Regions from separate parts of the Homo sapiens genome. Here region 1 is linked to region 2. A link is an interaction called in ENCODE POLR2A ChIA-PET data of the cell type or tissue named here. Cell type or tissue: B cell. All regions are shown on one strand. Region 1 overlaps BABAM2 (BRISC and BRCA1 A complex member 2). Region 2 overlaps BABAM2 (BRISC and BRCA1 A complex member 2).

Region 1 (5,000 bases), 110 kb before region 2:
AAACCCTTACTCTGTAGATAAATGTATTTTAATTTTTCCCCTTGTATACCTTTATTTACCTGGGGAAGGAGCTTTTAGGGTTAGGGGGTGGTTTGCTATCTCTTTAGCTAGCAGAATAGTGTGCCTTTGATCCTCACACATCTGTTTTGTGGACACAGCAGCCATGCTTCACAGGAAGGTCAGAGCTGGCTACCAGCAGTCTTGCCCTTTACTGAGCTTAGTGTCATCCTTGGATGCTGTCATATGCTGCTTTGAGTGAACCAGAGAAACAGCCATTTGCAGCATGAGAAAGACCCAAAAGCTCTGGGATTTACTTCCACTTCAATAATAATGAATATTTTTTAGCATTAGAATGTGTTATGTCATTTGAATTAATTTTGATTACGCTTTGGCTTGGGAAAGGAATTATTTTAAATAGACACTGGTACTTTCTGAACTTGATAGCTAAGGATTCTAAAATGCACATTTTATACTAAGTTTTAACCAGTCAGGAAAATTTTATGTAACCAGTGATAGTTTATTTTTTGTATGAATTTTGTTTAGGCTGCAATGTTTAGTTTTTGTTAACTCCTCACTCTCGCTGTTTTAAGTTCATTACTATGTTTAACAACCTACTTGCCAAGATATTTAGCATGTAAAATGCAGGGTTTTGATTTAAAAAAAAAAAAAACCAGCTTCATATTGAAGCTGAGACTTAACCATAAACAAGTTGAGTGGCAAAAAAAAAAAAAGAAAAAGAAAGAAAGAAATGCAAATATCTGCCATCCAAATGAATAGCTAAGTAGACACCAATAAATGGCCACTTCTGGGATTAATTTGGGCTAGTAAAAGTATTCCTAGAAACACAGTTAGGTTAAGTCCTCACATTTACTTAGGAACTGTGTCTGTCAAGTAAACTGAATGTATGCCGGTAAAACATGGTGATTTGCGACTTGTGTTTGGGGGCTTCTGGTGGAGCCAGAATTAGTCTGAACAGAAGGCACTTCAGGCTTTCTAAAGCCTGTTTTAACCAGAACACCTCTGTTGTTCTGGTTTTTGTTTGTTTTAGTTTGGCTTGGTTGGAGTTTTATCAAATATGTTGTTATTTGAAAAGAATCTTTTTTTGGAAAAATTGATCTAGTCTAATACACAGTGAATAGTTCAGTGAAATCTTAATGTTACCTCCCCCCATCCTGTATGTGACCCTCATCTCAATACCAGAAGCCCTGCTAAGTGGAATCAGTAATCATAACATGGCCATGGAGGAATGGCATAGGATCTTCACAAAAACGTGAAGAAAAGTATGTCCCTTTGTTTTTTTCCTTTCAGTTTTTGTTTTTAAGACTTTAGCCACAAATTATCAAATTAGTCAACAAATATGCAGCTCATGCTTGGAGTAAAAGGGATTTATCTTCTTAAATCCTACATATCTTAACGATAAGCAGAGTGGAGCTGGCAGTTGCTCCAGAAAAACTCAACTGTTTTGGGGAGTTTTTGGGAGCAGCCATGGAAGCCATGGAAGCTTCTGATTGTGGTTCTGCCCCTCCTTTATCTTGAGCTCTCCAAGGTTCTGACCTGCCTCTCAACCAACAACCAACTTCACTGTGAGCCACGTGTACACACACACACGTGTGTGTGTGTGTGTGTGTGTGTGTGTGTGTGTGTAAGAGCTTTTTTTTTTTTTTTTTTTTTTTACTTGCTGGACAAAATCAATCAGACCATTCCCTGGCTTACAACCAATGAAATCTTCTAGCTACTTGTGGTAATATGATCCTGATTCTCATGTCAATACAGAATATGACAGTTATATATTCTTGAGGAGGACATATGTCTTGGGCAAAATGCACAAATACCTTTGTAGCTGAAAAACCACTTTCCCATAAAAGTTTGTGATAGGACTGGTAAGACTCATAATGGAGAAAAAACAAAATAGGAAATTTTAAGTCTGAACTTTTCAAAATGCCATTCAGTAGGCAGCCTCACCCAGTTGCTAGGTAAGCCAAACTTCCAACTAACAGAGGAATTCTAGGGCATGTTCAAATATCTACCAAGAGATGACCTACTGGTGGAATCTTATCAGAATTTATCATCTCAATTTTGTGCCAGGGTGTCAGAATCTTTGGAGGTGGCATACTTCACATGTCTAGTTTCCTCCATAGGCAAGTAAGCTTTAAACCTAAAACATGCAAAAGTATCCCAAAATGATAGCTAATTATAATTATGGCTCCATTTATAAAATTCAAAAGCCTGTGATGTCCCTTCTTGCCCATCAGAAATTGCTATATAGATTACCTTTCAGTTCCTCTTAAAAGAAGGTAACCAGTATGCAGCCCCACTCCATCTTGAATTTCCACTTCAAATGAGTCTCTAGGATCACCCAGCTTAATTCCAACTTGTGTTTCTTTCTTAAGAATCGGGGATGGATAAATGGGAGGAAACAAAGGTGGGAGAGAAGTGGAGAGCGAAGAAATTTTAAACCACATCTCTTGATCTAATCTTCCTCATTTATTAAGAGAAAGAAAGTAGGCAAATTCCTTTCTATCTTGGAAAGTCCCTCAAGTGGGACAGGAATGAAAAGAATACCCTCCAAAGGAAAAGAATCTTAATTAGCCATTTTTCTCTTAAAACTGTAACCACGCAGAGAATAAAAATAATGTATTTTCCAAAACACGCATTAGAGAACTAAGGCCAAGAACACTGAAATTATTGAACATAAGCACCGTGAAGAGTACTAGAGTGACTAACAACTAAATATACTCTATTTCTTCCATAGGTGTTGTCTTTATCCTCACAATTTTAAGGTAATATCGTTTAAATACAAAATCAAATCTATTTGGGGCCAAAATGCTCAAGTTTTAAACCAGTGGTTTCTCAAAAATATATGTATTAATATTATTAGGACAAAATGTCAATGTAGGCTAAAATTTGACTTATGAATCCTAAACATTAAAACTATTTTTGTGGCCCCAGCTTGGCTGTGGTTCTAAAATGAATGTCACCATTTACCTTAGCTATTGATGCCACACACCTCAATTAATGCTACTCAGACCCAGAGAATGAAAGGCAATGGCAGAAAGGGAATTAGCAAATATGATTTCTAACTTAATTCAAATTGTTTTTCCTGGGGAAGTATTTAAATTTTCCAGGTTGCTCGAATATCATCCAGGGATGTGATTTTGAAGGAGACAGCTTGTTACTGTTTTTCCTGGCTGTACTACAAGAAACAACAGTGTGAGCTTATTTTAAGTTAATGTGTGCTTCTGTGTTTCTTTACAAGAAATTAACTGCAATCATTTAGTTAAAGCAAACACTTTGTTAGTGTTACACTTTTCATTAGAAAATGTCTTCAGGAATCTTTCAAACTTAGAGAGTTAAGAATCCCAATTCCGTCCAAAGATTTTAAACTTGGAGCAAATTATTTAAATCACAATGAAAGATCATTTAAGCTTAGTGACCCTTTGCTGGCACTGAATATTTTATAGCCATAGGGAACTCCTATCCATTCTCCCAGATCAAGATAGTAACATTTTCCTGTCTCAGTCGGCACCAGACCCCACAGTAGATTCTGATTTCCTTCTGACTATGATAATCACAAACAAACCCACAGGAATAGGCAGTATGGAACAAGAAGAGCAAACAGTTTCAACCAATTTGTTATTTACAACTGGAGAAACATCTGCAGGCTCTGACACCTAGTTTCTGATCTCTGCCCTAGATGACTTCCCTAGTGAGAATAGGCCCCTGGGCTACAATGATTTATATTATGTAACTGTTTCTCCACATCTTAGCTGAGCTCCCTGGACTTTAGACCTGCAATATTTGCCAGACCCTCTTCCTCTTAGTCGAAATCCCAGCTATAGGCTTTTCTGGCCAGTGTCTTAAAACCACCAATGTCCTAGTAACACAACTTATGTGCAAATGGGCAGGTAGAACTCTGAATGAAAACGAGACTACCCCAGGCTCTTCGGGTTATAACAGCCACATGCAGCTATAAGAGCAAGAAAGAAAAAGCAAAGCAAAATAGACACTCAACTGAAGGAAAGGATATCCACAAAGCACAATACACGGGATACTAAAGAGCTTTCAATGTCTTTACTCTTCTCCCTAAAAACTCTACCTCTTATCCCCAGATCCATATAATATCCTTGGTCTAAACATACATTTAGTAAACATCCATTGTTTCACGTCCAACATCCATTCCCCTCTTGCTGATAACACCAAACCAAATTTTGTGGGGGAGACTTCCCTTCCCCATTCTCAGGCATAAGTTTTGAGTGGGAACCTCCAGTTCTCTATAAGCTCTATAGGTCCTCACTATCTAACCCCATCAACATTGCCTATGCACTTAGCTCAATGTTTGATTCAGCCACTGGACACATATCCAGTCAAACCCAATGAGATAAACAAAGACATCAGCTGGGACTGCTGAGAAATAAAGGCTTTCTTTCTTCCTATGAAAGGAGAATATAAAGTCTGAATTGGAGTAACAATTTTTTATTCACAAGGGAAAAGACTTGTGAACCTGTGTGGATATGGGGACTAAAAGTTAACACAATGGGAGGAAGAGCAGAGAAGAAAAGAAATGGGAAGAAACCAGGTCCTTAAATAACATTATTTCAGCCACTGGACCAAGCTTTGTCTGATGCTCAATTCTGGACTGTTAAGTTCTCTAAGCCAATTAATTCTCTTTATAGTTAAAGCCAGTTTGAATCAGGTTCCTGTCACTTAAAAAAAATGGAAATAAAGAATAATAAGAAAATAAAAGAGCACTGACACACCACAACACCATTATCACCCTTTTACCTCTTTAGGGGAAAGATCAGAGGAAGAGGCACATAAGCTCTTACTAGGCCATATAACTATTCAAGAGCACTTCAACCAAAAGTATAGATTTGGTTTGGGTTTTCTGCCAGAGACAAAAATTGAGTAGCTTCCTACATTTATCTGCAGAAAAATCTACATAGAGGATTAATCTATTTTTACTAACCCAATGATGATTATAATGATTTTTCTTAAGGAAA
Region 2 (5,000 bases):
CCATTCTCCTGCCTCAGCCTCCCGAGTAGCTGGGACTATAGGCACCCGCTACCATGCCCGGCTAATTTTTTGTATTTTTAGTAGAGACGGGGTTTCACCGTGTTAGCCAGGATGACCTCGATCTCCTGACCTTGTGATATGCCCGCCTCGGCCTCCCAAAGTGCTGGGATTACAGGCGTGAGCCACCGCGCCCGGCCTACTATAATTTCAAAAATGTCAACTCATTTCAGGGAATGTCATTAAAAAGAATTATGCATAACAGAAAGTAAGCAATACACTATCAGGCCAATAAAAATCCTTCCAAACCACAAGAACAAACCACTCTGATACCCAAAACAAGTAGTTTCTCAAGGAAAACATCTAACTCATTCATTCATCCATTCAAATCCTACTTACTACATTACATGTGAAAAGTACGAAGATAGATCTTAAGGAGGTATAAACATAAATTAAACAAGAACTTGGCCCTTAAGATACTGATGGGTCTAGCAATGGAGTTTAGAAACATACACAGTCTTATTAAGTAAGGTAGAAAAATCTAGATAACATAAGAGAAATATATATGAATTGCTATTTAAAAAAAAAAAAAAGAAATCTTGCTTCGATTAGGTTCTTGCCTATTTCTCCTATGAACCAGATCTAGAATATAGATAACTTAGACCTTATCTCTTCAAGGCCAACTGGCTACATGTAATAAGACTGGTTCTTGTGACCTTTAAAAATTGTCTCCTTGTTTTATACTTTTATTTATACTGTGTCCTATAGGGTATACCTCTTCGAGTTAATAGAAATTAGACATGTAGATCCTACCACTCATAACTGTGTCTGCTGAAGATCTAAAAGAAAGGAATGCCAAAAGTGACACACCAAAAAGAAGCCATTCTTTTCCCTAACTCTGTCATTGTTTTGTTACAGAAACGAGAAATTCACACTTCGGCTGATGGAAGGATTGAAGAAGGAATTGTTAATGAACTTCTAAAGAACTTCCCTGAATCTTTCAGACAAGTACTACATAAAAGGCATCAATAATGTTCCAGATTAACAAGGTCTTTCACATCATTTTATGAATGTGGGTAGAGGTATTTTTATTTCTTTTTTGAAGCTAACGAAAGTAAATTCCATACATATTAAATGTCATTAAATGCCATATCACATATTTTTCAGGCAGTTAATCCAGAAAAAGCTAGGACTAGGCCAGGCACAGTGGCTCACGCCTGTAATCCCAGCACTTTGGGAGGCCAAGGTGGGTAGATCACCTGAGGTCAGGAGTTTGACACCAACCTAGCCAAGATGATGAAACCCCATCTCTACTAAAAATACAAAAAATTAGCCAGGCATGGTGGCGGACGCTGTAGCTACTCAGGAGGCTGAGGCAGTAGAATCGCTTGAACCCAGAAGGCAGAGGTTGAGGAGCCAAGATCGCGCCATTGCCCTCCAGCCTGGGCAACAAGAGCGAAACTCTGTCACGAAAAAAAAAAAAAACACTAGGACTAGTGGATTCATTTCAAATTTGTCATCAGATCCCACTATTTGCACTTAAATCTTCAACTAAACATTCAGGAATTTGAGAACACCCAAAAGGGAATCTGTGAAAAAGAAGCAACAAGACTTTATGCTGAAAAACGTAACTGGTTTCTCAGGATACTGATAGAAAGAGTAAGAATTTCAGGTTGATATCACTTTACATATACCAGTCACCAGTCCACTAGCCATCAGGCCCCTGTCAGGTCTTCATTACCTCTGAAAAGAATGTCTGTGACATGCTAAAAAAGAAAGATTTATTTCTATGTCCTATATATTCAGGTCAATGAACATTCCTGGTTGATGGGTTGGTTTTATTTTTTTTCTTTATTTTTGTTTAGAGAAGGGGTCTAGCTATGTTGCCTAGGCTGGTCTCAAACTCCTGGGCTCAAGTGATCCACCTGTCTCAGCCTCCCAAGTAGCTGGGACTACAAGCATGTACCACTGTGCCCAGCTCAGGTTGTTTGGTTTTTTTTTTTTAATGACAGCTTTACTGAGATGTAATTTACATACCATAAAATCACTGTGAAGTGTGCAATTTGATCATTCTTCATCTATTCCCAAAGCTATGCAACCTTCACCACTATCTAATTTTACAACATTTTTGTTACTCCAAAAAGAAATCCCTCACTCAAGCAGTCACTTCTGATTCCCCCAGCCTCTGGCACCCACTAATTTACTTTCTGTCTCTATGGATTAGCCTATTCTAGACACGTCACATAAACGGAATCACATACTATGTGACCTTTTGTAATGAGCTTCTCTCACTTAGCACAATGTTTTCAAGGTTCATCATGTTGTACTATGAATCAGTACTTCACTACTTTTTATGGTTAAATAATATTCTATTTTTGATATGCCAAATTTGTTTATCCATTCATCACCTGATGGACATTTGAGTTGTTTTTGCAGGACTTTTGACCTGCAAAAACCTCAGTCATCTAATCTGATTGTTCATTTTATGGATAAAAAATTGAGATCCAGTGAGAAAATGGGAACTGCCTCTGGCTACACAGACTTAAGACTATCAATGGACATCTGAAATGCCTTCTTTTCTCCAAGCTCACCCCATTCCAATAAAAGAAGAAAATCCTTAATGTGTTTGTTCCTAGCAGTAAAATGCAAGATAGGCTAGGTCCAGAAGACCTGAGGTGGGAAGGAAAAGAAAATAGGATTAGGCACAATCTTGATGAACCAAAGGAACTTATGAAAAGACCAACAGTTTTAAACCTTCAAAAACACAGAAAAAAAGAGATGAGCACAATGCAGACATAAAGATGTTATTTTTAATCAAAGAAGGAAAGAAACATGAAAGTGTGGGAAAACCTGAAGAGTTACTCTGAAATATCCAGTGATCCATTTGAAAATCTTTTTATTCTCAGACCCAGAAGAAAAATATACTGATTTAAAGATCCCAGAAAGAGGAAATCAAAGTCAAAACCACAAACTGAGAAGAAATGAGCACAGTAAAGGAAGTACATCACTCTACTTTCTGCAGGCCAAAAATTACAGTGAGGGAAACTGGAAAATACCCTCTTGAGATCTGATCTTGATGACTTCAATTACAGATGGAGTCCATCTAAAGAAAGCATTTTGTAATTTAGGAGGCTCCAATCTTTATCTAGATTGTCTATAATAATGTGGAAATTCAGACTGAATGAATCCTATATACAGTCTCTATTTCAGAATCCCCACTTCCTACCACCATTTATAAGCTGGGGAAGTCTGTCTGAGCACCAGGCCTGCTGCTTGACTAAATGGCAAAAATTCTAAACCAGTAAAAATCAACAAAAAAAAACCCTAAAAAGTCACTTTCCAATCCCTGGCTTATCTAAGGATGAGAGTTGATTTATAAATCCCCTAATGTGTATAGTTAACTTTTAGAAGAAAAAAAAAAAAGTTAAAACTGTCTTCTGATCAACTCCACCAGAGTTCTTTCTACCAAATCCTCTTGCCTCAACAAAAAAGCAGCTAACCTAACACTAGCAAAATGGCTAGTAAATAGTAAATGCTCCATAAGTATTTGATTAATGAAATTGAAGATAATATCAGATGTTTTCAAAAGCATCCTACTATTCCAAAGAAGTGTCTTAGTTTTTTATCTTACCACTAAAGAACGTTAACTCAGTATTCTTATACCCAAGTCTTTAGCTTGGTCAAACAACAGCAAGGTGTGTAGATGGCAAAAGGCAAAACAGTCTAACAAGGAGAAAGCAGAAAGAGAATCAAGAATACAACATTTCTGCTTTTACTGCTGCTGCCACCACTGCTAACACCCCTCCAAACCCAGCACTGCATGGTTGTCTCAGAGTCCATCCTGTTACCCAAATGATCCCACAGCAACCTCATGGCACCATCATGAATGGAGACACACAAGGGCACCATTCACTGTGACAAGACAATGACATGCACATTGCTTTGCCTCCTGCCAGACTACGGGATGCAGAGAGGGTGCAGACCGAGGACCTTGAAAAATCAGCTTCATGTGACATCATGGTGGACATGTGTGAAAAGTACTACCCACAGAGACACTGATATGACCATCACCAGAGATCTTTCACAGAGACCACGAGCTCCCTGTCACCTGGGAAGCAATGGCGGACCCAGCTGAGCAATGTGGACCCAGTTGGGCACAAGCTGCTCCAGACCCAGCTGGGCACAAGCTGCTGGCCCAGTTGCTGGAGCCTAGTGAAGAGGAAAATATGGTGTGCATCCTCTATGACAAGATGTACAAGAACTTCATGGAGGAGGTGGACACAATAGATAATGAGACCTACCAGTGGAAGAAGGGGAAACTTTGACATACCCTAGCCACTAGCCTGAATGCTGGCTCAACTTAATCCCACCTGGAACCAGCCCAACCAAGGTAGGGTTCAAGTGTGTGATGGATCTAACTCTTAGAGAAGAGTTTCTGCAGAGACTAGGCTTCTATTGGTACATCTGGCTGCCAGACTGGGGCCTGGGGCCCTGGCCCAGTGATTCCAGGTGCACCTAAGTGGAGAGAGATGGGAAATGGCAAAAGTGGATGCCCTTGAAAGGAACAACTCTACCACCTGGAATCTAGGCTGCCCCTACCCCAGCCATCATCTTTGTTATCTATACTGACCAGACTAGACAATAGTAGTACAGTGTGTGCCTGAGGAGCCCCACTCATTCTAAAGCTAGCTGCCCCTGCTCAAGCCACGGTGGCTTCTTCAGGACGCCCTGTACCAGGTCAGTGAGATTCCTGGCTGCATCTTTGTCCATATCAACAGCTTCATTTGTGGATGCCATATCCAAGAAGGTACCTTGAGCATGGCCCCTGCAAACTTGCCCTAGTGTCCAATACCTATGCTTCCCACAAATCCCAGAGTCCAGTGAAATTTCCTCCATCTTAAAAAAAAAGGCAACATTTCTAGTAAGAAAGGACTCAAAAATGATGGGGATATGTCAAAAGGACCCAAAAGCCACTTGATAGCACTCCCAATGACAAAAAGCTG

Evidence for each region. ChIA-PET counts read pairs that join two places held together with the same protein. Peaks named below come from ENCODE experiments on the same cell type or tissue, not always from the same donor. Only the 100,000 strongest peaks of a DNase experiment are listed, where the experiment ranks them.
Region 1: POLR2A ChIA-PET joins it to region 2 with 6 read pairs; 5 of 35 experiments call an interaction of 5 or more read pairs at or near these places.

The regions. Positions count from the first base shown.
Region 1 is chr2:28,010,339-28,015,338 of GRCh38, reverse strand. The region is part of intron 4 of BABAM2 (BRISC and BRCA1 A complex member 2); the gene reads right to left. Among named protein-coding and RNA genes, the nearest start is that of MIR4263, 16 kb to the right of the region's middle. In B cell, no CTCF peak of the experiment used is centred here; no DNase peak of the experiment used is centred here.
Region 2 is chr2:27,895,959-27,900,958 of GRCh38, reverse strand. All of the region lies in intron 2 of BABAM2 (BRISC and BRCA1 A complex member 2), which reads right to left. It also overlaps the pseudogene MYG1P1. Among named protein-coding and RNA genes, the nearest start is that of BABAM2-AS1, 7.3 kb to the right of the region's middle. In B cell, no CTCF peak of the experiment used is centred here; a DNase peak (open chromatin) is centred at 3,028; H3K27ac peaks cover 1,194 bases.